Regions from separate parts of the Mus musculus genome. Here regions 1, 2, 3, 4, 5 and 6 are each linked to region 7. Evidence: chromatin loops called from intact Hi-C (ENCODE). Cell type or tissue: left cerebral cortex. All regions are shown on one strand. Region 1 overlaps Gm26691 (a long non-coding RNA gene). Region 2 has its middle 46 kb from the start of 4930539C22Rik. Region 3 overlaps Gm26691 (a long non-coding RNA gene). Region 4 overlaps Gm26691 (a long non-coding RNA gene). Region 5 has its middle 200 kb from the start of Tacr3. Region 6 holds the start of Tet2 (tet methylcytosine dioxygenase 2). Region 7 holds the start of Cxxc4 (CXXC finger 4).

What was found. Peaks named below come from ENCODE experiments on the same cell type or tissue, not always from the same donor. Only the 100,000 strongest peaks of a DNase experiment are listed, where the experiment ranks them.
Region 1: it touches region 7 in a loop (2.9-fold over the local background); 2 of 42 quality-filtered maps call a loop at or near these places.
Region 2: a loop joins it to region 7, with 2.7 times the contacts of the local background. A loop is called at or near these places in 3 of 42 quality-filtered maps.
Region 3: a loop joins it to region 7, with 4 times the contacts of the local background. A loop is called at or near these places in 3 of 42 quality-filtered maps.
Region 4: a loop joins it to region 7, with 5 times the contacts of the local background. A loop is called at or near these places in 7 of 42 quality-filtered maps.
Region 5: it touches region 7 in a loop (3-fold over the local background); 4 of 42 quality-filtered maps call a loop at or near these places.
Region 6: it touches region 7 in a loop (2.9-fold over the local background); 7 of 42 quality-filtered maps call a loop at or near these places.

The regions. Positions count from the first base shown.
Region 1 is chr3:133,963,664-133,967,663 of GRCm38, reverse strand. The region is part of intron 2 of Gm26691 (a long non-coding RNA gene); the gene reads left to right. Among named protein-coding and RNA genes, the nearest start is that of Gm30484, 150 kb to the right of the region's middle. In left cerebral cortex, no CTCF peak of the experiment used is centred here; DNase peaks (open chromatin) are centred at 2,135 and 2,451; H3K27ac peaks cover 252 bases.
Region 2 is chr3:134,375,542-134,379,541 of GRCm38, reverse strand. No RefSeq gene overlaps it. Among named protein-coding and RNA genes, the nearest start is that of 4930539C22Rik, 46 kb to the left of the region's middle. In left cerebral cortex, no CTCF peak of the experiment used is centred here; no DNase peak of the experiment used is centred here.
Region 3 is chr3:134,144,541-134,148,540 of GRCm38, reverse strand. Gm26691 (a long non-coding RNA gene) reads left to right here. Exons shown (of 5, transcript XR_376102.3): 1 at 1-1,587. Among named protein-coding and RNA genes, the nearest start is that of Gm26691, 2.7 kb to the left of the region's middle. In left cerebral cortex, no CTCF peak of the experiment used is centred here; a DNase peak (open chromatin) is centred at 1,770; H3K4me3 peaks cover 403 bases.
Region 4 is chr3:133,875,248-133,879,247 of GRCm38, reverse strand. The region is part of intron 2 of Gm26691 (a long non-coding RNA gene); the gene reads left to right. Among named protein-coding and RNA genes, the nearest start is that of Gm30484, 59 kb to the right of the region's middle. In left cerebral cortex, a CTCF peak has its summit at 2,738 (motif pointing left); DNase peaks (open chromatin) are centred at 1,217, 1,690, 2,480, 2,704 and 1 more place; H3K4me3 peaks cover 376 bases; H3K27ac peaks cover 193 bases.
Region 5 is chr3:134,627,784-134,631,783 of GRCm38, reverse strand. No RefSeq gene overlaps it. Among named protein-coding and RNA genes, the nearest start is that of Tacr3, 200 kb to the left of the region's middle. In left cerebral cortex, a CTCF peak has its summit at 1,770 (motif pointing right); DNase peaks (open chromatin) are centred at 1,868 and 2,417; H3K4me3 peaks cover 389 bases.
Region 6 is chr3:133,543,455-133,547,454 of GRCm38, reverse strand. It overlaps Tet2 (tet methylcytosine dioxygenase 2), which reads left to right and starts at 3,065. Exons shown (of 11, transcript NM_001040400.2): 1 at 3,065-3,255. In left cerebral cortex, a CTCF peak has its summit at 2,179; DNase peaks (open chromatin) are centred at 2,013, 2,388, 2,568, 3,108 and 1 more place; H3K4me3 peaks cover 1,877 bases; H3K27ac peaks cover 1,863 bases.
Region 7 is chr3:134,234,337-134,238,336 of GRCm38, reverse strand. Cxxc4 (CXXC finger 4) reads right to left here and starts at 1,842. Exons shown (of 4, transcript NM_001004367.4): 1 at 1,651-1,842; 2 at 1,450-1,525. In left cerebral cortex, no CTCF peak of the experiment used is centred here; DNase peaks (open chromatin) are centred at 710, 1,274, 2,153, 2,334 and 1 more place; H3K4me3 peaks cover 2,938 bases; H3K27ac peaks cover 2,280 bases.

The DNA of each region.
Region 1 (4,000 bases), 270 kb after region 7:
CAAGCTTAATTATACTGTTTTAAAGTCTTCATGATTGAACACACATGCACAAACATCTCCCTCACTTTGGCTTTAATCTTGTCTTTCCATTTCCCTGAACATAATTTAAATGCAAAACTTTTCTTACAATTTCAAGTCACTGTCCAGTCCTGTAACTCTTCTACTGAGTATTAATTCTACCTTTCTGGCTATAATTGTCTGGTAGCTCTTACTGATTAAAGAAATATCTGCCTCTCAGAAAATTTAGAGAAGAAATCCTGGCCCACTTTTCTTTGAAAGATTACACATTATCTATTCCATTATGTCAAAACTAAGTTAACTGATACCGTGCTGTGTTCATTTGCTTTTTAGATGATCACTCATTTTCATTACTAATTGCATTCAGCAATCCCTTCACATGGACTATGCCTATATGCTTGCTGCCAGTTTTTGAGTATCATTATGTATCTCTGTACAGGAAGATTCCCAGCCTATACTGTGAAGTATTATGAATAAGGAAGTCAGAAATCACCTGGACATGACAGGAAATATATACTGAGGAATCCCTGCTTACACATATCCATAGCTAGGCCATTATTATTTGACAGCATTTTTGCAGCCTAAAGACTCAACTGACTTCCAGCATTTTTTCCATTATAACATACTTGAATCTAGTCCACCAGAGATAAAGCTGAAATACAAGCAGAGATTAGGCCAGGTTAGGAATGAGACGAAGTGGGGTGGGGTAGAGAGACATGTGGAGATACTATGAGGAATGTAGTGGAGCTCAGCAATGAAGTGGAATGGGCTATACCCCAGTATGGTACCCAATAAGAACTTTCATTTTGCTCATAGCCAATAAAACTACTGTCTGTTATATTGTAACAGTACTGTTTGTGACAGGAAAATAGTGTCTAAAACCCCAATCTCTAGTCAGCCCAACATGTTGTTGTTGCTGCTGCTGCTGTTGCTGCTGCTGCTGTTGTTGTTGTTGCTGCTGTTGCTGCTGCTGCTGCTGCTATGAAGCTCCCTTCAGTCAATTGTGTCAACCAAAACTTTCTTCAGACCCTGTCCAGTGGTCATTGGATGATGAAAATACTTTCAGTTGAAAGTGTTATTTTTCTATTCTTCTTAAACAATTTCACTGTATTTTGACATCATAGAATCCCCTATTTCCACCTGCCACATGAGCCTTAAGACAAAGGTGAGAGTCTGTAGACCTTCAAGTGTCCCCATATACATGATTTGTTAGGAACAGTTAAAGTGTGTTTAGTCATGTGATAAGGAATTGATGATCCAACAGAATCATGTCTATAAAGAGCTATCCACAGCTCTGTTTTCCACAGTATATAGGAAATTAAGCAGTCACAACAGGCCCAGCATCTCTTCCTCATATATGTGAGAATTCCTCATATATGTGAGATTCCTTACAAGGAGATGGTACCACATGTCTATAGGACTATTCTTTTACACAGTTAAAATCCTCCAGACGTAAAACATCAAGAATGCTTGAAGATAGACTTTGGAAGAAGATGAAGACCACCGTTTTGAACGATTCCTAGAGCCTTCGAGGTCCTCTTACAAGAAAACAGAGTTGTCTCTAAACTAATGCACAATTTCTATTTTAGTAAATCCAATGGTCTATGGTGATTCTCTCCACTTAGCTATAAGTTCCTTAAGTTGCCCTTTGTTTAGAATCGAAACAGAATTATATATTGTGCATCTATCTAGTAAACTATTTATTTCAAGCTTTCTACACAGTCGTTTTTTCAGATCTAGCTTATAGAAGCAATAATTTTACATTTTAGTTTTTAGGACATCTTAGCCTTTCTCATTCTGATCACTTAAGCTTTGTTAAATTTCTTAGGAAATGAAAGATTCTCAAAATCATAAAAGTTCCTATTATTTCCTAAACAGCATGCAAAGCTGTTGCATAATCTTAGAAAAAGATAGACAGGACAGACCTTACAAATATATTTAAATCTCTGAAATGTAGACAAGAATATGTAAATTGAAAGTAAATTTATTTTAGTGAACTGGCAAGAAAGGAAAAAATATAAGGCCATATGTTACCATTGGTTTTGCATATTTGGGGAGGGGGGGAGCTCCTTAAGCCAGGCATTTTCAGGCCATGAAATGTCTTCCATAGGTAACCACAGGCAGGCAAAAATAGCAGGCAAGTGTTGAAAGTTAGAAATGAGGACGATGCTTTTATTGGTGACTGAACAAAGTGGGAAGGGAAGTTGTTATAAGAGAAATGGAGAAGAGAGTGGGATAAATTTACTTAAGGGGAAATAGTATCAGTAAGGAAGGTGCTGCGCTCCAGACAGGTCTTTGTCTCACCTTCATCCTTCCTGTTGGCATCCCTCTATCACAGGGAAACCATAGTGAGAGTAACCTACGAAGCAAAGTTCTGTTCCCTACCTCACTACCTGTTGTGGAAACTGTTATTATAAAAACAAAAATCCCAGCCATTTGATTTACTAAATGAAGACTCAGGAGCTGAAAGCTGGGGTGCTAGCTCAGAGAAGCAGACAAAGCACACATCTGACTTTCCTATTCCACCAGCATCTCAGAAGGAAAAGGCTCTTTCTCCATCTCCACGATGTCATGAATACCTTCCAACTCAAACACCCTTCTTTGTGTTTATTTATGTTCACTCCCTGTCTGCTGGTTGTTTGCTCTGCCTCTTGACCTAGGGTTGACATTATTTAGATCTTAGATTAAAGGGTGTGCTAGGACTGAGCCACACCACAACTATATGTTTACAACAAGCAGAACGCTCTTGGGTTAAAGGTGTATGCGAGGGTTGAGCCTCACCACAACAATGCTCATCCAGTTCACAAGCTTAGGGTTCACAAAGTGATCGAGTATCCTGCAGCAGGGAGCCAAAGTCATCTTTTCATCATGACTTGCGTCCCTGAAAATGTCACAACACACAGGAACTCAGCTTCTCTCGTCCAGGATACAAATAATAAATAACTTTAATTTTAATAGAAATATTAAACTACTAGAAAGCAAAGTTTTTCTTGTTCTAATGATAACCCACACTACTAAGCACAATGCCATCTCATCAATAAACACACAAGAACTGTAAGTGAATAAATCTGGACTAAACAATAACTATTGCAAATGTTCATTGCAGCTTTATGTGTTAAGTTTTAGCATTGATAAAACATCTTTCCATGGTCTGTAGTACATAAATTCAGAAGTCAGAATTCCAGCTGTTTCACAAGACAGAATTCTGCTTCTTTACTTGGGAGACCATGTGTAGATAACCAAATAAATTTCTATACATTTTTATAGATTGTGCTATTCAATCTATAAAATGATTAAAAAATTACAGGTCTCATTGGGTTCTGGGGATGTTAATATGATCTGATATAGACAAAGTTACTCTATAAAGTATGCAGTGCTAGATAAACAACTAGTTATTAGTAAAGTTACTTTTGAAGAACCAATAGCAGAGGTAAATGTATAGTTGGTTCCCATACTAGTTACATGACCCTCCAATTACAAAGTAAGAAGTTTCAAAGTACCAAATTCAGGTAAGTCATATTTCCTTACATGGGTCTTGTTTCCATCTCTAGCATTAGTACCAATCTTCTGTGAGATTCTCCAACATTCCCAAGCCGTTTTGTTACTTAGTGTCATAAGTACATGAATGCAGACATTAGAATGTAGCCCTACTAAGCTCCATGGAGGCACCTTGTGTTAAACTTTTATGGTTTTATAACAGAAAAAGATGAACTAGGCACCTTGAGCTGAATACAAACATTCAAGGCCAGTGTGACAATTAGTGTTGCCTACTTGACAAAGTCTAGATTCACTTGGGAGAAAGGGGACATGACTGTGGGGAGATATGGATGGGAGGGGGTGGAGGGAGGGAGAGAGACAGAGACAGAGAATTTGGTCCTCTTCTGCACCCCTGGGCTCCCTCCTCCTCCTCCTCCTCCTCCTCCTCCTCCTCCTCCTCCCCTTTTTCCTCCTCATTTTCAATGTTGACATGCAGTGGCATATG
Region 2 (4,000 bases), 140 kb before region 7:
CATGTAGAGCTTGGAACCTTTTAGCAATTTCATGAGAATTTAAAGATGACATGCTTTCAGGGTTGGCTTAGAAAGCTAGGATTGTGGTGAGACCTTCTGGCCTCGAGTTTTTCTTACTAACCAATGACTGAACAAATGTGTAAGGAGGCATAACTCTGGTAGAAACTTGTTCTTTAAAGCAAAGGAACTTCCAGAGAAGGAATTTATCTATGACCCATCTATAGTCAGCAATTTTGGTAATGGAAAATACAAGTCAAGTTTCTCATTGGAGCATTTATATAACAACCCGGAGTGTTATATATAAAGAGATCTGGGAAACTTTTATCAAATCAATTTCATGAGAAAAAAAAATATATATATATACATACATATATATATCATATGTCTTTTTATTTGGATTTGTTAAGATTATAATATAGTTATGTCATTTATCCTTCATCCCTCCAAAGAGTCCCAGATTGTTCAAATTAATGAACTGCTTTTCTTTAATTATTGTTAGGTGTGTGTGTGTGTGTGTGTGTGTGTGTGTGTGTGTGTGTGAAAGAGAGACAGACAGACAGACAGACAGATGGAGACAAAGAGGAGAGAGTATTCCTCAATATATAAAATCCACATAATGGCACTTGTATGTGCATGTTATCAGGGTTGACTGTCTAGCACTGAATGATCAGTCAACTGTTTCTTTTTGGAGGGAGATTATTTCTCCCACTCTCAGGTTTTATTGGCTGCCTGTAGCTCTTTGTCATACATCTACAAAATACATAAATGAGATACTGCCAAAGCAGCAGAGTAAGTCCACAGGCCCATCTTTCTACAAATAGAAAACTCAAGTGTAGACCTAAGAATCAACATTTTCAGATTCTATGAAACAACTAAATTTGTTGCAATTAACTCATAATTTTTTAAAAGGCAACTTACCTACATTCATCAGAACAGATTTGTGGCAGTGTGATTCGTCCTGGCCCTCTACCTCTAAGGTGTGGTGCTGTCCTACACTGTGTGGCCAGTGCTCCCAGGATAGGACCCTGGAAGTAAATTCCACAAGCAGCAAAGCAGACTTCACTATTGAGAAGCTGGGTTCTGTGTGTTCTAACCTGCTACACCAAGGAAGTCTTTACTTTCTGTTCTGTCTAACTAAGAACTGAGAGAGAGAGAGAGAGAGAGAGAGAGAGAGAGAGAGAGAGAGAGAGAGAGAGAGAGAGAGAGAAATAGAGCCTTTAGGATGGCCAGCAAATTATGCTTCCACTCTTTAGACGGACTCTATACCAGTGGTTCTCAACTTACTGGTAATGACTCCTATGAGGGTTTAATGACGTTTTCACAGTGGCCACATATAAGATATGCTGCAGGTCAGATATTTACATTGTGATTCATAACAATAGCAACATTAAAGATATGAAGTAGCAACAAAAATAATTTTATAGTTAGGGGACACCACAAAATGAGGACCTGTGTTAAAGGGTCCAAACATTAGAAAGGCTGAGAACCAACCACTGCTCTATACTGACAGGTTAATCATTTACATTGATTTTATTTATTTAGTACTTGTAAAATGATTTACCTGTTCCAAATACTATGATGTTATGATTTATGCATTTCTAATACTTTCTCAAACTCCGTGGCTTGAGACTTTAGTTTCATTAGGTAAAAGTCCCCACTTTAAATAAAATATGATGTATTCATCACTTTATAGTCGATGTTTCAAGACATACTACCTATAACAAATTCAAAAAGAGTTTATCTACAATACATTTTAGCTCTCTGTTGTTTGATCCTTTTATGTTTGAGCCAAATTCCCATTGAAATTGTTGTTAGATGGCATAAAATAAATGACGAAGCATTACTTTCTAACTTATGGACACGTTGGTCTTTAAAATTCCCTGATCTGGGCCAGAGAGTTAGCTTAGATGTTTGCATTTGTTGCTTTTATGGAAGACACAAGTTCAGTTCCCAGCACTGACATGGTTGGCTCAAAAACATCAAAAATTCCTGCCTGGAAGATCTGAAATCTTCTAACCTCCAAGGAAGACACACACACACATACACACACACACACACACAGACACATACACACAAACAAACACACAATGCACATACTTACATGTAGTCAAAACATTCATCACATAAAAAAAAAATCTAAAAATCCTTTTCCCACAATTAATTCCATATTCCATTTGCCGTTAACCAGGCCCAGAGTAGTTGAAAATTTCCAGTACTACAAAATTTGAAAATGTACCTACTCCACTGGTCACCAATTATTAATTATTTTTTATTATATCCTAATAATCTTTAAAAGATTTTTAAAATCTTCTCTGAAGAAGCTCCTGGACTCTAGAGTGATTGTTTTACATCTCCTTAAGGAGGCAGCAATTACACTTCCCACTGCATAGAGCCAGTATGCTTACTATCTAACGATTGTTTGATGGGACTCCCAATGCCCAGACATTAACGCCAATTTCCAATTCAATGGGAGAATTATTTATAAAGTTTCTGGGGGTTGTTTTGTTATTATTGCAGTTTTTGTTTGTTTGTTTACTGTGTATTCCATTAAACATATAGAAAACTAAAGTTCAAAGCATAATTGAAGATTTCCAATCTAAGGATGGGATTTCAACTAATAGATTAATAGTTTAAAAGTGTAAAACAGCTTAGTCAATGAATTTAAAATGTGAAATCATTATATGTGTAAATCACAAACCGCTATATCAAAAATTGCAGACTTAGCAAATCACTCTTATTATATAAGCTTATTCCTTTGTTTGTTTCACACAGTCACCTGCTGTAAGACTGTATTATAATATAAAATAACAATCACACTGTACAAGGATGTGTGTGTGTGTGTGTGTGTGTGTGTGTGTGTGTGTGTGTGCACGCTTGATATTGGGTAGTGGTTTGTTACTGAAATATGGTTTTCATTTCCATGGAGTACAAAAGGACAGAAGCATAGGCTTATTGAAAAGGCAGAGCAGGAAAGCAGGGCTGTTTTCACCAACATGCTAAGTGAGAGGCTGTAAAACTACAGTTATTTCAGTGATGTAAGAAATAGGAAACCTGACAGGTCTGACCTCAGAGGTCATGTCTACATATGAAAAAACGCATGTAAAAGGCATGTCTGAAATTGAAAGCACATGCTGGGTACCATGGGCAGATTTGTTTCCATTTTTGCTTTAAAAGGAATATTTTCTTTCAAATACAAATAAAGCAAAAAACAAAACAAAAAACAAAAAAACAACTATATAGAAAGCAAAAGAGGCAGGGTGGAGCCTTAGTGGAAATGAACATGGAAAAGATGCTTCCCTGTTATACTTAATAATATGAAACATCATCTTCTTTTTCCATACAATCTTCTTGATATTCAACCCACTGGCAGGTGATTTTCCTTAAAAATCGCACTGACTCCTTAAAACTGAAGATACTTCTTAACTTTAATCACTCAAAAAAAACCTGACAGACGGATCTGTAAGTAGGAGTACTTTGTAGGAGCTGCTAAAGGCAGCAATCATTAGCTGTCATTGATGATAGGTGAATGTTAGGAATCAATATACTATATCTGCTTTTACATATGTTTAAAAATCCTTAAATAAAATACCAAGCAGTGATGAACAGAGAGGACACTGCTACCTACATGAAGACATTGGTGAGCAGTGGTGATATGAATTTGCCCAGGATGATGAGCAACTATCAAATCTGGCTCTCAGCAAACATGGCCCCGGCCATGATGCACACATCAATATATTTCTTAAACATCAGAAAATCAAAATGCACTATGTCTGACATTTGTTTGGTGCTTTTTCCATTTACTTTGACAAATCAGTTTATTCTGTTTGGATATTTTATATATAGAAGTAAACTAACAATGCCTGCAGAATTATGCCTCCAGAATAAAAGGAAAAGCTTACTTTTGAAATCACTTTTCTAAAAATTGTTAATCAACATAAATGTCCAACAGAATAGAAAGGCCTCAATGCTTCTCAAGATATAAAAAATTTTGCATGCATTT
Region 3 (4,000 bases), 90 kb after region 7:
GATTCAAGTAGGATGGGGTCTGAGAGTCTCACCTGATTTTTTTTCAAAGATTTTTTTTTAGCCATAGATATTATTTCATCATGACATTCTCTACCTTCAGCTCTATTTCTTTGTTGTAGATGCAATAACAGTTAAAACACTCAATTGGCGGGAGATGTTGTAGTACATCTTCTTGAAATTGGGGATGTAAAATGTGCCTCAATCTTCATGGCAAGGACAATACAGGAACAAGGGATCTGCAAGAAGAATTTTAATCAACTTGATCTACCAGTGGCACGTGGTGCGTAATGTATCAGCATCAGATCATAACAGCACATCCTAGAACGTCATCAGGAACATGTGGAGGTCAGATGACAATTCTCGGGAACTGGTTTTCTTCTTCTACCATGTATGTTCCAGGTGTAGAACTCAGGCAGTCAGACATGGTGGAAAGCCTTTATTTAAGGTCATTTTTCAAACATGATTTTTGTTTTAGGTTGAATTCCCTTCTCATTTTGATAGAATAAAGAATGCCTGATCCAATATTATTAAATTATATCTAATTATGAATTTATGATAACTATAACAGCAATGACCAGGTCAAGAAGATTAGCTGCTAAGTCTTTCCTTGAATCTATCCCAAAGTACTTGTTAGTTACAATAGCTAACATTTCTCAAGGGCTCAGTATATCATAGGCTAGGTTTTAAGGGATTCATACGTAAAAGTATATTAACCCATTAAAACCATGCAAGGAAGTGACATTATAACACAAACATCAGGCTCCAGATTCCAGTTTCCGAATCAAAAACCTATCATATCCCTGCATTTGACTGATACCATTGTTGCTGTTGCGTTACAAAAGGTAATTAAGAAAGGGTTCTAAAACATGAGCTCTTCCAGATCCAAAATGGGAAACTGAGGCCCCCCTACAACATCCCTAGAAGGTTCTCTTTCAACTTTGATGAGCTGTCATACTCAAAATTCAGCTGCCATTCCCCGTGGTCAGGCAGAGCCAGCATCAGCTCAGAGTGGAATCAAAGCAGGGAGCGGGGTTTCCAGGCAATTGCAGCAGTAACCTCGACCTGACAGCCTCAGTTTCCATCTTGTTCTGTCCCTGGTTTCCTCATACAAATCTTTTCTGCCCCTTTCAAGCATCTTCTTGTGGCTTCACACGATGAAAGAAAAATTAAAACCTGTTTCCCGAGGCCAGAAATAAGCCACCTTTACAAGTTGATATCTGTGTATTGTTTCCTTAAACTCCTACCCCTCCAGTTCTTAAGTAAATGAAGGTTGCATGCTCTCAGGAGGTAAATTAAAATAGTGTTTTCTTCTGTTTACTTGTCATTCTGGAAAATCTGTGCTTCCTTTTGATAAATAAATAAACGAAACGAAAACGAGTTTTGCGAAGCCAAGGTCAAGAGATCCTTTTCTCACTTCTCTCGGCTGGAAAATCATGGTCGCTCTTCACTGGGCTACTCCAGCAGCAGCAGCAGCAGCAGCAGCAGCAGCAGCAGCAGCAGCAGCAGCAGCAGCAGCAGGTGACTGTCAGCTAAGTCAAGCACCAAGGACAAGGAGTTCCTCTTTTCTTCATACTGCTTTCTGTGCAGGTAAAATGAAAAATCAAATCCTTTCCTGTCCCTGCATCATTGTCCTTTCTGAACATGGCATTAACTCCCACAAAAGAGCCTGGTGGCAAAGGGTGTGATTAGCTAGATAGGCTCTAACAGCTGGGCTCCAGGAGACTGAAGTGAGGTGGAGGAGGGGCGTCCCTCACAGGTCCTGAGTCTGGTAGTTCTATCAGCGCTGCAACAGCGGCAGCAGATGAAAAGCTTCCAGAGGTGGGGGCAGGGGAGAGCCCAGATTGTAAACATCTCTTGCCTGTTGCCTAGAAGCGGTGGCTGCAAACAATCTAAAGACTGAGCCTAGATTTTCAAATTTTTCCTCTCTATGCAAAGCTCCGATTCCCTTTTAAAATGTGCGGCCATTTTACGAGGTCATCCTCTCACATGCAGTGTGTGCATACAGCCTAGCTTCCTCCCTCCACCACATGTAATTGCTAACATTAAGTGGCCAACCATTGTTTAACAAAATCTTGTTAATGTTAGGACATTAATTAAGAGGCTTAAAAAAAAGTATGATGGCTAGCTTATAGGGGGTACTTATATTTATAAGAAGCGACAGAAAAATTTAAATGTTCATTATTTGTTTATGGTATAATTTTGATGATTCCTGAATAATATGTTTCTCACACAGGCTCTGATGGATAACAAGTATTTGGTATGATAAATTAGTAAAATATGTGGTATGAGTAATGTTTTAGGTTTTGGGAGGAAAAATGAACTGCTAAAGATTATGTGTGTGCAAGTTGGTGTCACACACACACACACAAAGGGAGGGGGATGTGTAAGAAAAGGGCACTGTGGTAATAGTGGAAGATTTTAATTACCTCAGTATAGAACAGGATTACATCAAGTGGAGGAAATAAGGCTGGAGCCAATACCAAGCTGATTTCCAATTGACTGTGTACATCTCCCGGAAAGGAAGAATGCTAGGTTTAAGATTAAATAATACTTGGGACTCAAAGCGAAGATGGATAGGATACAGGCGCAGTGATTAGATCCCATTAAGCATAGTATTTGATCTCAAATAGAAGCTAAAGGTATTTAGAGACCACGTGGAAATTTAGGAAGATAGGAAAGGAAAACACAGCATATAATCATTAATTCAGACAAAAAAAAAAAAAATACAAACCAGAGAATTGCGATCAGGGTAAATAGCAGGGAAGTGGCTTTTTCAAAGCCAGCATCACCCTGAATGCCAGTCTTACCAGTGAGCAGTAAATGCATTTAGCCTTTCACTACATCAAAGTGGGAAATGACTCTTTTCGAGAATGACGCAGCATTTCTTTTCCTCTCCCTTTCCGTGATTCAAATTTTTTTTAAAAGACTAAAAAATAAGATCCTCTCTAATTGGAAGGAAACTCTAAAAAGAACTGAGTGTAGAAAGGGGGCCAAAGTGAACAGAGTTGAGGATAAAGTTGACATTAAAAGCCTTCAATCCGGGGAGGCAGCCGTGGGGCCATTAAGGGGATGAGAGGAAGTCAGTGAGAGATGAGGCTGTCTTGCCTGGAGCCTGAACTGAATCCTCTGCCTGGGTATTTACAGAAGCAGCTGAAGGTCACATCCTGGAAACTAGGATCCATCTTCTTGAGGAAAAAAGTGAAATGTTAAAAGGATTTTATGATCGGGTAAGAGCAGATCGTTGGGCAATTAGAACGATTAGAAGTTGACACGGCACAAGACCCAGGTTAAGTGTGTCTCAGAAATCCGGGAGAGAAGCACAGAAGACAGGAAATGACTTCTGCAGCTTTTCCTCATGGCGTGCTCAAGAAGCTGAACCAGCAGTGTTTAGTGGCTCAGCACAGGGTATTGAAAAGAAATCCCAAGGACCTTTCAAAATCTGCTTAGCAAAAATCCGAATCATGGCCAGAAAGCAAGTAGTGCCTGCCATTGTTTTGCCACCTAAAGACATGCACGACCTGGGTGGAGTTAACGTTAGCTCTACAATGAAAAGTATCGGAACATGCATTCGTAATTCTACATAGGTGAACGTGGAAGTTGGTCACTTTTTCTAAAATTCTTATATACTGCTCCTCAAAAACTCAAAACTGCCATGCTGCATTCAATGAGGCAGGAATATAAACAAGAGTAAACCTGAACTACCTCTAGACTGAAAAATAGGTTAGCATGTAAAATGGAAAGGAACCATCCTCACAGATCCTGGTCCAGTTTTTATTGTCAAAGAGTCATCATGACCATCACCATCACCGTCACCTTTACAGTCACACTCACCATCACAGTCACCGTCATCATCATCATCATCATCATCACCAACAGCATCAGCATCATTAGTGTCACCATCAGTGTCATCATCGTCATCATCGTCATCACCATCATCACCAACATCATCATCATCATAATCACCATCATCACGATCATCACCAACATCATACACAGAGAT
Region 4 (4,000 bases), 360 kb after region 7:
TGCTGATGTTTACCTAAGCGAGGGGAAGTAAAAAAAAAAAATCTAAACTGAGCTTTTGAAGGATTACCCTAACCATCCATTCCACAGAGCCTAGGATAGATGCCCAACATGCTGGCTTCCTGATGCCATGAAGACTGACTGAGCCATCCAGTCGATAAGCAAAGAACCAGTACAGCTTCAAGCAATGGGCTTCATTTAAACTTTGCAAATTGTGTTTGTTTGTTTTTAAATTAAATGCAGATTTCTTTGAACTTTGAGGAGATGTATTTGAATAAACAAAATTTTAAAAAAATACTCTCTTTTAAGGTTGCTTTCATATTTAGCAGTAAACTCGGTGGGTAGAATTAAAATCTACACACAAGTCTTAAAAGGTAATTTGGAAGCTGCTTCCTTTCACTGTTCCTAAATGGTGAGGTCAGGACTCTAAGGGCAGAGCCCATTTGGCTCTGCTGAAACCTTGCTGTGAGAGCAAGCCCTTTCCATGTTGAGTTGCTGCAGCCTCCTGCAGAGGGATAGGAAACCTTGAACTCCAGTGACTTCTGCTCCAGAGGCACATTGCTCCATTGTAGGAATGAATGGACTGTCTAAAAGGCATCCTAATCTGATAATTATTTGTAAACCAGTTCATATCTACCCTGCTCCCAGCTAAGACTTTGCAGGAATTCTGCAGCCACCAAATTTTCGTCGTTCACCCTGCAGTTCTATTTTTTTTTCACCTTTAAAGAATGCAAGGAGTATCTCAGCCTACATTTTAAATATGAAGAAGCAAACGTGTGAAGTGAGGAAATAAAAATATACTGGGGATTTTTTTTTTTTAGAACTTACATACTTTCAAAGCATGTATATTTTAGCAAGCACCATGTAACCTTCGTGGGAATACAGCCCGAGCCTGTTTTATTCATCAATACAGTCCCATACTGGTAGCAGATTCTGGTGTTGTAGTAGACACTAAGGAAGCAAATAAATAAATGCTTATTTTTAAGAGATGCATTCTTGTGCAGTGAAGTACTTGTACACTCATGTAAATGATATTCTTTTAAAAAAAATGGTAAATTAATCTGTCTTTGTCATCCGCCAAGCATGGGCACAGAACTCTCTTCAGCTTCTCCTAACTCCCCAGAAGACTCGGTGTGCCTAACAGGTGTCTGTCAGACCTACCATGAAATTAACATTGGAATTTGGGGATTGCTCTTACATTTTGTCTGTTTGTTCGTTTGGCTTTTACATAAATCTGGACTTGAAAGACTGGAGATAGAGCGGCCTCAACAAAGAATTTTATCAAAGTGCCCGCTTTGCTTAACTATCGCAAAGTGAACTTTAAAGGATATTGGCAACCTTTGACGGTAAAAGAAAAATCAGTTCTAGGTGTGTAAAACGCACCCACGTGTGTTAAAAAGCACGTGCCAGTGTGATATGTGAAAAACAACAACAAACAAGAAATCAAAAACAAACAAACAAACAAATCCCAATCCTTTTAGGAGCCGCTCAACCTCCACATGAGGTGGAAGTTTCTCCTGACTTCTTACATAGGGAGTGCAAGTTCTGAATACCACTGGTCTGTTGCATTCCCTATAGCCTTCTGACCAGCTTGTATTTCATCTTCCAAGCAGCACTCTCCAGCCCCCACCTAGAGAGAGGTGTGAAGACCTCTGGGTAAATGCCAAGCTTTCACTGAGCCTGAGGCCAGGAGAGGCGCACTGCCAGGTGAGCAGCTCGCCCTTCACGCAAGCACAGCACATAAGCAGTTAACAGTCTTCCCGGTGGCCTGGTAATATATTCTTGCTCAACACTCCTGGCTCTCCAGAATCAGATTTCTGCAAATGTCTCTACATGGAGACATTCACTCCCCTGATCACCAGAAAGGGCTGTATCCAGGGCCAAGAAGAGTAAAAATTGAACGTGCTGTGTGTGTGTGTGTGTGTGTGTGTGTGTGTGTGTGTGTGTGTGTGTGTGTGTAGATGGTGGTTGTGGGGGAGGGGAGGTTTTTTTCTTTCTTTCTTTTTTCTTTTCTCAAAGAACGCCTTCCGATTGACAATTTGAGGCTCAAGGCAACCAAGAGTCTTTAAAATGCACACAAAGGGTGACAATGTGTTCCCTTAACACACACCACAGCTAGCAGAGCCCCTAAACAATTTATTAGAAAGTGGATAGACAAGGGAGATTTAATAGTGATTACCAAAGTGTTGGGAGATGTATTTACGCAACTATAATCATATGTACTCAGGGTGTCTCTAATTGCTTCCACGGACCGGCATGTAATGAGTTAAAGTCAAATGGCCTCAGCAATTAAGGCTATAAGTAAACCATTCCTAAGATACTTGACTGAAAGCACATGCTTGTCTTTGTGCTGAGTGGAAAGAGCACAGGAGGCCCGGGAAGAGGGAACGCGTTTTGGAGAGCACATTAAGCCAAAATAGCACACTGGTTCTGACCATCCTGGGCACTGTGTCTCCATAATTAGAAGGAGGAATACCCTTCTGTGGGTTGGAAACGCCAGTCAGATGGAGACTTAAGTTAAGCTAGCATACATCAAAAATAATTGACAATGGTTAGGCTTCATTGTGGAGAAGCCTCGCACTGGCATTGCAGCCACCAGCCCACCACCCACCTAAGAATTATTATTTGAAAAGGATGTCAGAGGATTATAGAAGATCCCTGCGTCTGCTCCAATTAGGATCAACACTGCGGCTGCTTCCTGGGAGCTCTCCGTATGGAATGATGAAAACATATTGACCCCTGCTGGAAATGTGGAGAACTGCAGCGTTTTCCCCTCGTTTCAAACCTTACAGGAAAGTCACCCTTGGCTATCCCTAAGGAGGTGTCTTAAATTTTTCTACGTCCCAATGCCAGTATCAAAAGCAATTTATAAATTATAGGCATTCTTCAAAATATTTCATAAATGCAACACAATTAAAACTTCCAATGTTATAGCCTCGTGTTTTTGTTTTTGTTTGGTTTTGCAGGGTTTTTTTCTAATGGAGTTTCAGTCACAACCTTGGTTCAAATATTGGGCAGCCACCATCCAAAATCAAGTTTTAATTTAAACCTTTCCTCGTATTTAATAGACCCTTTGTACACTGGTCCCCAAATAATCTTTTTTTTCAACGAATTATAATCTTGGATCTATCTTAACACTTTAATTATCTCGTTGGTACTTTAGATATCACCCCAAGATCTCAATCCTACTGAGGACAGTATCCACAAGCTACTCTCCTAACTGAACAGAGCTGCTAGATGAATGGCTCTCAACATTCCTAATGCTACAACCCTTTAATACAGTTGCTCATGTTGTGGTGACCCCCCCCCCAACCATAAAAATATTTTGTTGCTACTTCTTAACTATAGTTTTGCTACTATTATGAGTTGTAATGTAAACACCTAATAGGCACTATATCTGATCTGTGACCCCCCTGAAAAGGTCATTTAACCCCAAGGAGGTCAGAACCCAAAGGAACCTACACTACTGAAGGCCTCCTCCTAAGAATTCCTAGAAGAATAATACCTGACCAAGAGATTAAGCGCATGAGTCACACAGTTTTCAGCCACGTGGTTAAGGGTGAAGAAAGGAGGTTTGGCTTCCTGCTTTAAGGGCTGGGTTAAAACAATGCAGCTGCTAAAACTCTCTCTGTGTTGCTGGTGGGTGCTGCATCTGAGACCCCAGACCCCAGAACAAGATTCCAAGATCTTTTAGCCCACCTCCATTTGGTGCTTGCTCCTCACAGCGCTCCTCAGCGCATCCAATTGCTCTGAAAATGTGTGCTGTCAAGTGCAAATGTTCAAGCTTCATTCTCATCACATCTCACGGAAACGTGAACAGCTGTATTTGGTGATTAGATTGGCGGTTTTTCCAATATAACAACATTTTCTATTTTCAAAAAGAAGCTCCGACCTTCTAGTAAGTTAGTGACTGTAAGAAACTGATGCAGAAGGTAGGTCGTCTTGTCTTATTTCCAATTTGTGCTGAAATTTATTAACTAAAAATACCCAGTTGTGGAAAGGG
Region 5 (4,000 bases), 390 kb before region 7:
TGTTATCAATTTTAGAATACCATGTATTCTTCACTTTTTTTCTTTTCTTCTTCCTTTCTTTTTTTCTTTCAGTTGATCCATCACGAATCACAGTCAGTTTTGACAGGATGAAATGTGCTGTCAAAATACTGTCAATCAGGATTCAAGAGTTACCACTTTTGCAAAGTATCATTCCACACTTGCATTTCACACAGAAGCTTTACTTTGTTTAATGTTTAACTAGCATGTTAAACCAAAATTTTACATCCTGCTTGTAGACCCTGGAATTTGAATTTATAACTTGGAGATCTTGTAGCTATGGAAGTGCCTTTATCTTTGCAATTCAGCATAGATAATGCTGTCAAACTAAGGTGGAGCTGAGTTTCTTGTGCAACAGCATTATCAATGTCCACAACAATCAAAGATAGGGAGAAGGCTTCTTGGGAAAGTGAGAGAAGTTGGCAGTTCTGACTCCACAAACATGACCACTCCACCACCCACATAAATCCTGGCACAGTGACACATACATTCCCCCACCAAGAAGGCAGGACCAAAAGCATCCTTTAGTTTTGTTGGCTAGCCATCCTAGCCTTTCTACGAAGTCCAGGTTCAGTGAATTCTAGCTTCCATTGCGCGCGCGCGCACGCACACACACACACACACACACACACACACACACACACACACATATTCACCACACACTCATAGACATACACATGCCACATATAATACACTCACATACAACATACATGCATATCACATAATACGCCACACATACCACACATGTATACACACCATAGATACTACATACCATATAACACCTATACATTCACCACAAACAACACATTTAAACCATTCACACACACAACACACCATGTACACACACATACCACCCACATAACACATATACATACTCCACATTCACACATCACACAGACACAGCACACATGTCTTGCATACCCTACATAACACACACGCACACACATCTACTGCATTCAAAGGCTGTTTATTTTCACTTTTCCTTTCCCATGAACAAAGTGTCAGCCGCAGCAGAACTTACACAGATGGACGGAGAAGAAAGTCCTTACAACAAAGGTTAGCATGCTGCAGGGTTAAAAACCTCATTTTAATAGAGAAGAAAACCAACCAGCCAGAGTTTTTCACATTTCTCATCTGTGCTATTTGATGGTTGGGTAGTAAAATCATTAAATATTAGTGGACTCTGTCAAATTAGAGAACTAAGATAGCTATTTTCATAGATCAAACTGTATTTTTTTAGATCAAAGAAATGGCTTTTATTTTCTTGAGTTTTTGGTAGCGATTTGATTTTTTAAAACATTCTTGGGATTATGGTAATTACGTCATTTTCCTCCCTCGTCTGCCCAAACATGACCTGAGCGCTGACAACAGAAATCCACACCCTAAGTGGAAGGAATCGACACCCAGTGTGGAAGAATCACCCTACACTCAAGGAGACTCAACCCGAGACAAAGAACTGCAAGCAACCACCGAATGCTGACAGCGGGAGAAAGTGTTCCCCTGGGAAGAGCTCAGAATTGTAAAAGGCAACTTTTCAGAAAACAAAGTTAAAGATATCTTGCCTGGGTTCCCTTTCAAACTTCCATGATGCCCGGGTGTTGTTTCCTTCATTTTCTTATTTGCAGAAATTATTACTGAGAAGCATTCCATGTGGAATAAAGATTGAGTAGCTTTCAGTCTTGTAAGTCAAAAACATCTGGAATTACTCAGCCATTAATAAAAATTGCCAGCGCAGTTCAGAAATAAAAGCAGCACTAGGTGGCACTGGAAGATCGCGGCTCCGTGGCACTCGTTGCTCTTCGTTTTCTCCTATAATTCTCAAGGGGAAGAAGAGGAGCTATGGGGGGAAATCATGGCTACAGAGGTAAATATTAATTCATTTGCCTGCTTTTCCTGGAAGCTATTCCAGAATGTGTTCGTGAAAGCAAATGGCCAATTTACTAGAAGCTTCAGCACAAGGCCCATTAACCATCCCGTTTAGATATAATCAAAGACAGATAAAGGGATTTGCACCCTTGCTTCTGTGGGGGCTTCTGCTGTTCCATTTGCTGAGACTGATGACAGGGACATAGTGTTTAGCTACAGCTATAAAGATACGGATGGCCTCGTTCATAGGTAAATAATCAGTCATCACTTAAGAGATACACAGTTTCTTTCTTTTTTCCTAGCAGAGCAAACACAAAGGGTTGTTCTTTCTCTCTCTCTCTCTCTCTCTCTCTCTCTCTCTCTCTCTCTCTCTCTCTCTCTCTCTCTCTCTCTCTCTCTCTCTCTCTCCCTCTCCCTGAAATGGCATATATTCTAAGTCAGTGGAGTTATTTATTTTTCATTTTGCAATTCCTTCACACTAAGGGTCAGCTTGACTAACCCGCAGCAATGACTCATCTTTTATAGTTGAGGCGTTTGAACGGAAGTCCAGCCCTGCTTCTCCCCACACCCACCCTAATCTTCTTTCATGCGACCATGAAGCCAGCCTTTAAATCCAGCAGAAGATGTTTCTGTCATGCTCTCAAGCTATAAAATCCATTTCCAGGTCTGGAAGACGGGAATGATATGTGGATATTTGTTTAAAAAAAAAATCACGGTTTGTCTGTCCTCCTAGCTAGGTAATGTGAAAGGTCTTTAAATTCAAAATATTTCGAAACATACATCATTTCTTCAATGTCTTCTTCTCAATGGTAAAATGTTATTTTAAAATGGTCACTTTCTGAAGATTTTTTTTTTTTGTTGAATACGGAATTAGAATTCATTTTATCTCTTAAAAATCAGAATGTAATATATATTGATCATATTTTTCCCATCCCCCAACTCTTCCCAGATTCCCCACCATCATCCAACTTTATGTTCTTTTTCCTTTCTTAAAAAACAAAAATATAAAACAGTAAAAAGTACACACACACACACACACACACAAACACACACGGGGGGGGGGATCTTGTCCATCTTGTATTGAAAGCCTTTTAGAAGAATTTTTAAAATATATTTCTTGAAATTTTCACTTTTGTGTATACAATGGATTTGATAACACCACCTCTCTCCCCTCCTTTAATTTTACATATTTAATAGCTCATAGAAATTGTGTGGCATATTTGTGGTTTTGTCAGCCACAGGATCCATTTCTCTCCTAGTGTTTTATTCTTTCCTTTAGCAGAGACCTGGATTGGAGCAGGCCTATTTAAACATGGGATTGGTCATACCTGGTGCTCTGGACTAGGGAATCATCCTGAGCTGGCCGACAGACATCCTGAGCTGGCCGACAGACATCCCGGATGTGAACGGGAAGCATCAGTTGTTCCTTTTAGCTTTTTTTCCTTCCTCCTCCTTCATTTCTTCTCTCCTTCTCTTTCCTTTCATTTTGTCTCTCCTCTATTCTTGTCCTCATTATAGATGTTTAAAATTAATTTTGGAATTCGCACTCCCTTAAGAGTTCCCCACAGATCATTTCTTCCCATTCTCTGGCTAATTGTTAACACTTTTAACATATAACAAAGAAAATTACTATTTGTGTAACAGTCAGAGTATTCCATGTTTGAGAAAAGACAAATTAACATGTTTCTTTTCTTTTCCCCCTTTATTCCTCCAAGTTGGTTAGTTTAAGATCAAGGATAATATCATACACAGTATGATAACAGAGAGACAGTATCTCCTTAGTACACAATGCAATCAATTAGGAATAAGTCAAGAAACTGAATGAAACAGAAAAAGAAGAAAGGAAAAAAAATAAGGAAGCATGAGAGACACAGAGAGAGAGAGAGAGAGAGAGAGAGAGAGAGAGAGAGAGAGATCATTCCTGTGGCATTTTGTGTTTTGGTTTTTACTCTGTCTCGAGATTCTCATTGAGCTTAGTCACATGACCAGAGACACTTACCAGAGATGGATGCTGACACAAAAAATTTCCATCGCAGTATATTTTGTCTAATGACTACAGAAGCTAACATCTGTAAGTGCAGGTTTTCATAGAACTGAATGCTGTGGACTATGGACT
Region 6 (4,000 bases), 690 kb after region 7:
CATTAAATGCCGAATAGCCAGGGCAAGACTCCTGAACTATGATGAGAATTTCAGTTTCTAAATGGGGATTTTGTTTAAGACAGGGTCTCGTGTATCCCAGACTGGCCTAGAATCCAGTGTAGCCACGTGAGTATGACCATGGGCAGGTCATCCTTCCGTCCCAAGCTCCTGGATCACAGGCCTGTCACCATGGCTTGAGCTTCTCTGAGCAGAAAAGGCAGACAGAACACAGGACCAAACAACAGGCTTGCCTAGATAATCCTCGGAGGATTCCAAAGCTGGCTTCTAGGGGCACTGTAGACACTGGTGAGGCTTCAGAGGCTGCCCCTGCTAAACTTTAACTCTGACAATGACTCTGGTTTTGAGGAAGTCCTCAACAGGAATAGTATGGCTATTTTAGCTCTGGTCACTAGCTGGCAGTTTTGGATTTCCACAGGAACTCAACAGACTCTTGGCAGTGCTTGGTAAACAAATAGAAACGAGCCTGGAGAGATGGCTCCGAGGTTAAGAAAGAGCACTTGTTCTTGCAGAGGACCTAGTCTTAGTTCCCAGCACCCACACAGCAGCTCAAAATCATCTGTAACTGACTCCCACTCCTTGACCTCCTGGGCACCAGGCCAACACACAGTACACAGATATACACACCAGCAAAACACTCATACAAATAAACTAATTAATTAATAATCATAATTTTTTTAAAAGGCCAGACAAAGCAGGTGAACAAGGCAAGCTGATTTCTATTGAGTCTGTATTGGCTAGTTTTGTGTCAACTTAACACAGGCTGGAGTTATCACAGAGAAAGGAGTTTCAGTTGAGGAAATGCCTCCATGAGATCCAGCTGTAAGGCATTTTCTCAATTAGTGATCAAACAGGGAGGTCCCCTTGTGGGTGGTGCCATCTCTGGGCTGGTAGTCTTGGTTCTATAAGAGAGCAGGTTGAGCAAGCCAGGGGAAGCAAGCCAGTAAAGAACATCCCTCCATGGCCTCTGCATCAGCTCCTGCTTCCTGGCCTGCTTGAGTTTCAGTCCTGACTTCCTTTAGTGATGAACAGCAATGTGGAAGTGTGAGTTGAATAAACCCTTTCCTCCCCAACTTGCTTCTTGGTCATGATGTTTGTGCAGGAATAGAAACCCTGACTAAGACAGAGTCTAAGCCAACTGGTCTACATAGTTTCAGATGAACCAGTGCCACACAGTGAGACCCAGCCTCAAAAAGAAAAAAAAAATAATTTAAAAATAAGGTGCTGTAGAGCCCAGGTAAATATTTTGATTACTGATTTGTGAGATCACACCTTGGTAACTGTTTCTAAATGGAAGAAACATTGTTTCCTTAGAACTTACTTTAGGCAATCTTCTCTGCAACAATGTAACACAGAGTAACAATGTGCCACATAGAGGTCCTGGCCTTTCCTGTGTGAGTACATACATCTATGAGATTTTACAAAGAGGAAGTGTTTACATTTCATGAAATTAAGGGAAAATGTTATGGCTATTTGCTTCTTCTTCTTCCTTCCTTCCTTCCTTCCTTCCTTCCTTCCTTCCTTCCTTCTTCTTCCTCCTCCTCCTCCTTCTTTTCTCTCTCTCTCCTTTCTTTTCCTTCCTTTCTTCTTGAAACAATCTAACTACAATACCCAGCTAAATTCAAACTGTCAGACATCCTACTGCCTCAGACTTCTAAATGCTGTGATTGCAGGTCTGCTCTTTCTTTTCAAAATTTATGTGGTGTGTGTGTGTGTGTGTGTGTGTGTGTGTGTGAGAGAGAGAGAGAGAGAGAGAGAGAGAGAGAGAGAGTTAGAGAGAGAGTTAGTTGGTTCCAGGCCTCATTTCTAAAGAACACCCACCCACACACACACACAAAGAAAGGGTGCATTACAGACAATATAATAGTGTTAAAGTAGACTTAAGGTTGCTGTGAACGCAACCGATCCCACAGAAGAGGTTCCCAGATTACCTATTAAAACGTAACATTCAGTGACTGAAAACTTGAAGACAGGAGGAGGGTGGGTGGATGTGTGAGCACAAATTTCCTAAACTACTGTCTCATGATTCCTATGAATTTGCCTCGATCTCATCTTCAAAAGTTAATAATTACCAAAAGGAACATTTAAAATGTAAGTTTAAAAAACGGAAGTGCCAGCAGAAGAGCTGGTGCGCACAAGCCTTGAACTTCAGGGAAAACTGAGCGCTCTCTGCTTGTTCGGAATTCAGCTTCCCACAAGGCGGTTTCTTCATTACTTTACCGTACGGAGTGGAAATTTGTGCAAAATAGAGGAACTTACGGGGGCGCCTTGAACATTAGAAACTGCTGGCTTAATTCTTTCGAGTGACAAGCAGGGGCTCGGTGACACCGCTCCTCTGGGCTCTGCGAGACAGCACCCCCTGCGCGGCCCACGTGGCCAAAGTAAACAGAAGGTGGGCCTGGGCGGGGAGAGCCCCGGCGCCGCCGGATTGCTGCAGAGTGGAGACTTTAGCGCCCAGGCCCCTCTAGCTCTCCCGGCACGGCCTTTGGGGAAATGGGGAGCGGCTTGGCTGGGCGACAGGGAAGGGGGTGGCAGGGTGTGGGGGCGAGTGGGGAGACGACTGGTGAGGTGCTGGCAGCGGGAGCGCGGGGAGCCAGGGGCCCCTGGAGCGCGCAGGAGGGCGCAGAGTTTCCAAGTGCCTACGCGGCCCCCGCGGGAGACAGAGGCGCGGAGGCCGCCCACGCGTGGGTGTGCGGCCGGCGGCACCCGGGGCTCAGGAAAGGCCGGGGAGGAGCCGAGCAGAGGAGGTCCCCTAGCCCCCCGCGAGGGAGTGAGCGCGCAGCCGGGACTCGCCGCGCCCCCGCGAGGGAGCGAGCGCACGGCCCCGGGTCCCGCCGCGTCCCCGCGAGGGAGCGAACGCACGGCCCCGGGTCCCGCCGCGCCTCCGCGAGGGAGCGAGCACACGGCCCCGGGTCCCGCCGCGTCCCCGCGAGGGAGCGAGCGCACGGCCCCGGGTCCCGCCGCGCCTCCGCGAGGGAGCGAGCGCACGGCCCGCTCCCGCGCTCGCGCCCGCTCCGCTCGCATGCCAGTCACGTCCGCCCCCTCGGCGGCCGCCTGAGAGCCGGCCCCGCCGAGCCTAGAGAACAGACGTCAAACTGCCTTATGAATATTGATGCGGAGGCGAGGCTGCTTTCGTAGAGGAGCAGAAGGAAGCAAGATGGCTGCCCTGTAGGATTTGTTAGAAAGGAGACCCGGCTGCGACGGCGGTGGACTGCGAGGCTGAGGGACCAGAACCAGGTCAGAGCGCTGAGGTCCGCGCCTGTCTCTCTCTCTCTCTCTTTCTTTCCTCGCTCTTGACGGCTGCGGAATGGTCCCTTTCCAATCTCCCTCTCTTTCTCTCGGCCTTGCGGGGACTGTCATGTCACCCACAAATACTAAGAGGGAAGAGGGAAGCCTCACAAATTACAGGAGCTTCTTCAACATGGCTGACAAATATAGTTTTAATTCAGCACCCCCTTCTCCTGCGACCTGCACTTCTGTGGTCCCTTCTTCCTGCTAATGCGTGTCTCCCCTCTGTACCCAGAAAACTTACCTTTGTACCTCCCACCAGCCGCTCTTCTGGCCTTTTAGTCTCAGGAAAGTGAGTGTTTTCTTGGGGCTGCCTTCCTGAAAGAGTTCATCTTTGGGGACCACCACTTTCTCTTTTGATCCTCCTCTCCCCTGTTCTTAGTATAAGTCCAGGGAGCCCCTAGTTCATCCTCAGACACCCCGGAAAGAACACTGACCCGGTGTGTTTGACTCTTTTATCTCCAGTAGTGCTTGTTTGGGTCCTGTTCTGGGTTTGTGTCTCTGGCTTCCAACACGTTTGTCCCCTCGTGGACTACACTAGACAGATGTCACAGTGTGTAGATTCAGGATCCACTACGTGGAGGGCTTTTTTTTTTTTTTCCATTCTTTCTTTTTTTCTCTTGAGTCCTCGCGTTTTGTTATTGGCGCTAAGTGAGAGGGGAAAGAATAGTTTCTCTGCTCCCTGAAACAAGAC
Region 7 (4,000 bases):
CAGGTGTTTTTTTATCCAAAGAACTGTTAAGATGTTTTTTTCCCCCCTTTGCTATTTTTTAAGAGGAAAGTTTAATGCTAACTGGGTATTTGCATTTCTCTCTCTGCTTACAGGCCATCAATAAGCATTAGGAAGAGGGGTTCTGCTTGTTTATTAAGGGTGAGAGCTATATCATATCCTTCTAAGAATTAAAGCAAAAATATAAAATGTATATTCACCTTAAAAAAACAGTTTCTTTGTTTCCCTATTTATTTTTTTCTTTGCCAGAGTACCTTTCTCTGGCTTCTTCTGAAGCCTAGAGGTTGGTGTGGAATTAAAACTGAGGGCCTAGCAATCTCTGTCTCAAAATTTCAGAGTTTCAAATGCATATCAATTATAGTCATTATGCTTATAATTAGATTAATGAAGCATTATGTCCAAACTTCAAATTTGAAAACTTCAAGGTCTACTGATGAGGCACCCTAAAAAAAGGGGGGTTTATGTAAACAAATCCCTATTAGGCAAAGTAAAGCAAGATAAGGAACCTCCCTCCGGCTGGATTAGAAACTGGCAGGCATCCTTCAATCACAGCAAGTCCCTAATCACTCAGGCACCACCTCTGTGGTTTCACATTAGGGAAAACTGCTCCCTTCTGAGGCCTGATGACAATACAAAGGTGCCCCCCAAATCCTCCTGGCTAAATATTCCTGACACTTGCTAGGGTCTGGGGGGAAAGACACAGTAAGAATACACATACAGCTTCCGTTTCTGTGAATTACATTGAAGATGCAAGATCATAATAACTGCTAGTCACTAGAAACTAGTTCCGCCAACCATGCAATGGGCATCATCCCACTGAGGGGAGGGGACACTAACATTTTAGTCTTTTGACCTTGTTCCAAATAAAGAAGGGATCTAATATCCCCCTTTCAGAGTCTTAGCATGGTGTTTCCAAACAAGCTGTCCTTGCTTCTCCAATTGCTACTACCTCCCCCCCCCTTCCCTCCTCTAGGTTCAATACCACCAGAAACTGTAGAAAAGGATTGTGCCCAGCATCCAGGTCATTATTGTTTAATCAATGCATCCCTGGAGCATGAAAAAAAGGTACCTAAGCCACAGCTATTGTTTGGCTTTTATTTAGCAACAAAATAAAGCACACACCAATAACTATAGTTCTAACACCAAAGCTAAAATAAACATCCATACTTCATGATCCTGCTTTGCCTCTGAACAATGTGACTGTACATGCCTAATACTGTATGTCTGATCTACCAGAGACATGGAGATCAAAGGTCATATTTAACATTCAGGAGGAGGGGCCGGTGCAGATTAATTAATTAATTAATACAGTCACGGTTTTTATTGCTGGAGACCAGCATTAATCTACTTTTACAATCCCACCGGACAGCAAACATTTAAGAGAGAAAGAGAAGCGGGGAAGCCAGAGGAAGAGAAAGAACAATCACTTACCAGTCTCTTTTTATTTGGGGAGCCTTAGAATTTACAGACGCTGCCAGTCTGCCTTTAATTAGTTGCACATCACCCCCTAACACAAAGAAACACAAATCCAGATGTGTCTTGGCAGCTCCCAATTACAACTTTAATACTTGTAAACAAACTGTTGGGAATGGGGGGGTGGGGTAAATAAATATGCGGATGAAAAAAAAATACCTGTAAATGGCTTTTTTTTTTCTTGTTGTAGAGAGGAGGAGGAGATGGTGTTAGTGGAGGGGGTGGAAGGAGGAGGAGGTGGGGGTGGAGAGGAAAGCGCCGAGTGTGAGCGTGTGTGGGAGAGCGCGGGGCTGTTGTCGGTGGTCTCTGCTCTTCCCGGCGCGTTGCTCCCGGTCCGTCTCCAGTCGCTGTGTGCGAGGGAGGGAGGGAGGGAGCCGGGGAGTCTCTCTCTCTCTCGCTCTCTCGCTCTCTCTCTCTCTCTCTCTCTCTCTCTTTCTCACCCCCCCCCCCCTCGCTCTGTTTGTGTGTGTGCGTGTGTGCGGTGGCTGGGGGAGGGGAGCGCGGAGAAAGGCGAGGGAGGCGGTGCGGAGCCGGGGGCGGGGGCGGGCCGAGGTGAGCAGGACGCAGGGCGCGGACACCTCCCGATGATTGGCTGCAAATTACACGGGGAACAAGAGGCGCACGCGGGCCAGCGCTCCTTTTCACAAATCCCCAGCTCGCCGGCGCGGCCACGTTTCCCGGCTCGCCCGCCACCCCGCCAGCCTCCGGCGCGGCGAAGGATTTGCTTTTTTTTTTTTTTTTTTTTTTTTTTTTTTTCTTCTGGCAGATAATTGTTTGGAAGGGATGGAAGAGAGGGCGTTCCCGCCCCTCGCGCCCTCGCTCTCTGCGGGTGTGTTTGTGCACGCTGGGCGGGGGGGTGTGTAAATAAACTTGTCTGGGTTCCCTGGCTGAGCTGGGAAGAGCTGTGCCAGACACAGAGGGGAGGTCCTGTGTGCTGCAGGAAGACTCTCTCAGTTTCACATCCCGGTCGCGTGCTTTTAAAGGATCTTCCTGGCGGGGCCGGGAGAGACTCTTTAAAAGAGAATCATTATCGTTTTAAAGTAAGGGGGAAAGGGACTGGTGTTCTGCTGGTTCGAATCCCTGAAATGTTATTATGCCGGAATGTAAAAAATTTGATGTGATGCTTGACCGGTCTCAGTCTGTGACTGCCTTTCTCTCTTCTCCCACACCGCCTTCCATTCCCACTGTGTCCGGGTCTTCCTGCCCTACAAAGCTTCGCCCTCCCCCTTTACTCTTTCATCCGGTAATTCCAAGGAGTCAAATATCTATCCCACCTCCCTAATTTTAATTCCAAACTTTACTTTCATATCTAAATGATCTCTTTTAACTAATTTTAATGTGATGGGCATTTTTACTTCCCATCACCTGGGGAAAATACTTCAAACTGAAAGATAAGTATTTAGCACACATCGCATATAAATAAAACTCATAAAATCCAACTATGAATTAACCCCTTCCTTCCTGCCTCAAAGAAACCGAGATACACTAAACACATGCTGTCCACACTGAAAGAAACAGGCATGAAATAGGATGTAAATGTTTAAGTCCTTTTAAATGTGATTCTTTCTCCTTTCCCCCTACCCACTTGGAAGGGATTTTGAGAAGGGATCTCACACTGTATCCCAGGAATTTCTAGAATTTGCTATACAGCTCAGGCTAGCCTGGTTCCCTTCTTGGCAGTCATCCTGGCTCAGACTCCCCAGTGCTGGGGTTCTAGACCTGTACCACAATATGTGACTCTGAATGAGTCTTCTAAAAGCAAACAAAATCAGACTATGCTTGTTTAAAAATAGAATAAAGTTACACGTAGAAACAAAAAGCATCTTGTGGAGTAATATAGTAATGTGGTTTCAGAGAGGGAAGAAAAAGGTGAGTTATTTGTTTTGTGAGAACAGAATGCTAAAAGGCAGCTTAAACTATTTTATATTTTAATTTTCAAAAGATTTACATTGACATTGTCAAGATTTGCTCGTGTGTAGGTTGTGGATAGTGAATACGCTGGTAAGAGTGCTGGTGTGCACACTCAAGGTGGTCTTTCCAGAGGTAACCGTGGTATACATAGTTGCAGTTATGTTTGACTTTTTTTGTAGACATAGGCTGTTTGTTTAAAAATAGTTATGTCTTTCCAGACAAAATAATTGGATAACTAATGAGTCGTTTCTACATTCCAGGGAGTGCCTTGCATAGTCAAGGAAAGAAAATTTCCACCCAATATTTGTATTCTTTTCCTTTTCCTTTTGAACTGTGCACCACGTGAAATCTATCAGCAGACTACAGTCATTTTTTAATGTGTAAATGTATTGCACAAAGATTCCTAAACATCCTTTCAAGTATACGGATGTATAAATACTGTTTGTTTGTTTTGTTGAGACAGAGTTTCGCTGTGTATTTTACAATAGCCTTGAACTTAACTGTACCTGATGAATACTAAGATTATAAGTGTGTGCCATCACACCTGGCTTCCAAGTTTACAAATATTTAAAGAATTGGTTTAATGCTTAAAGCTACT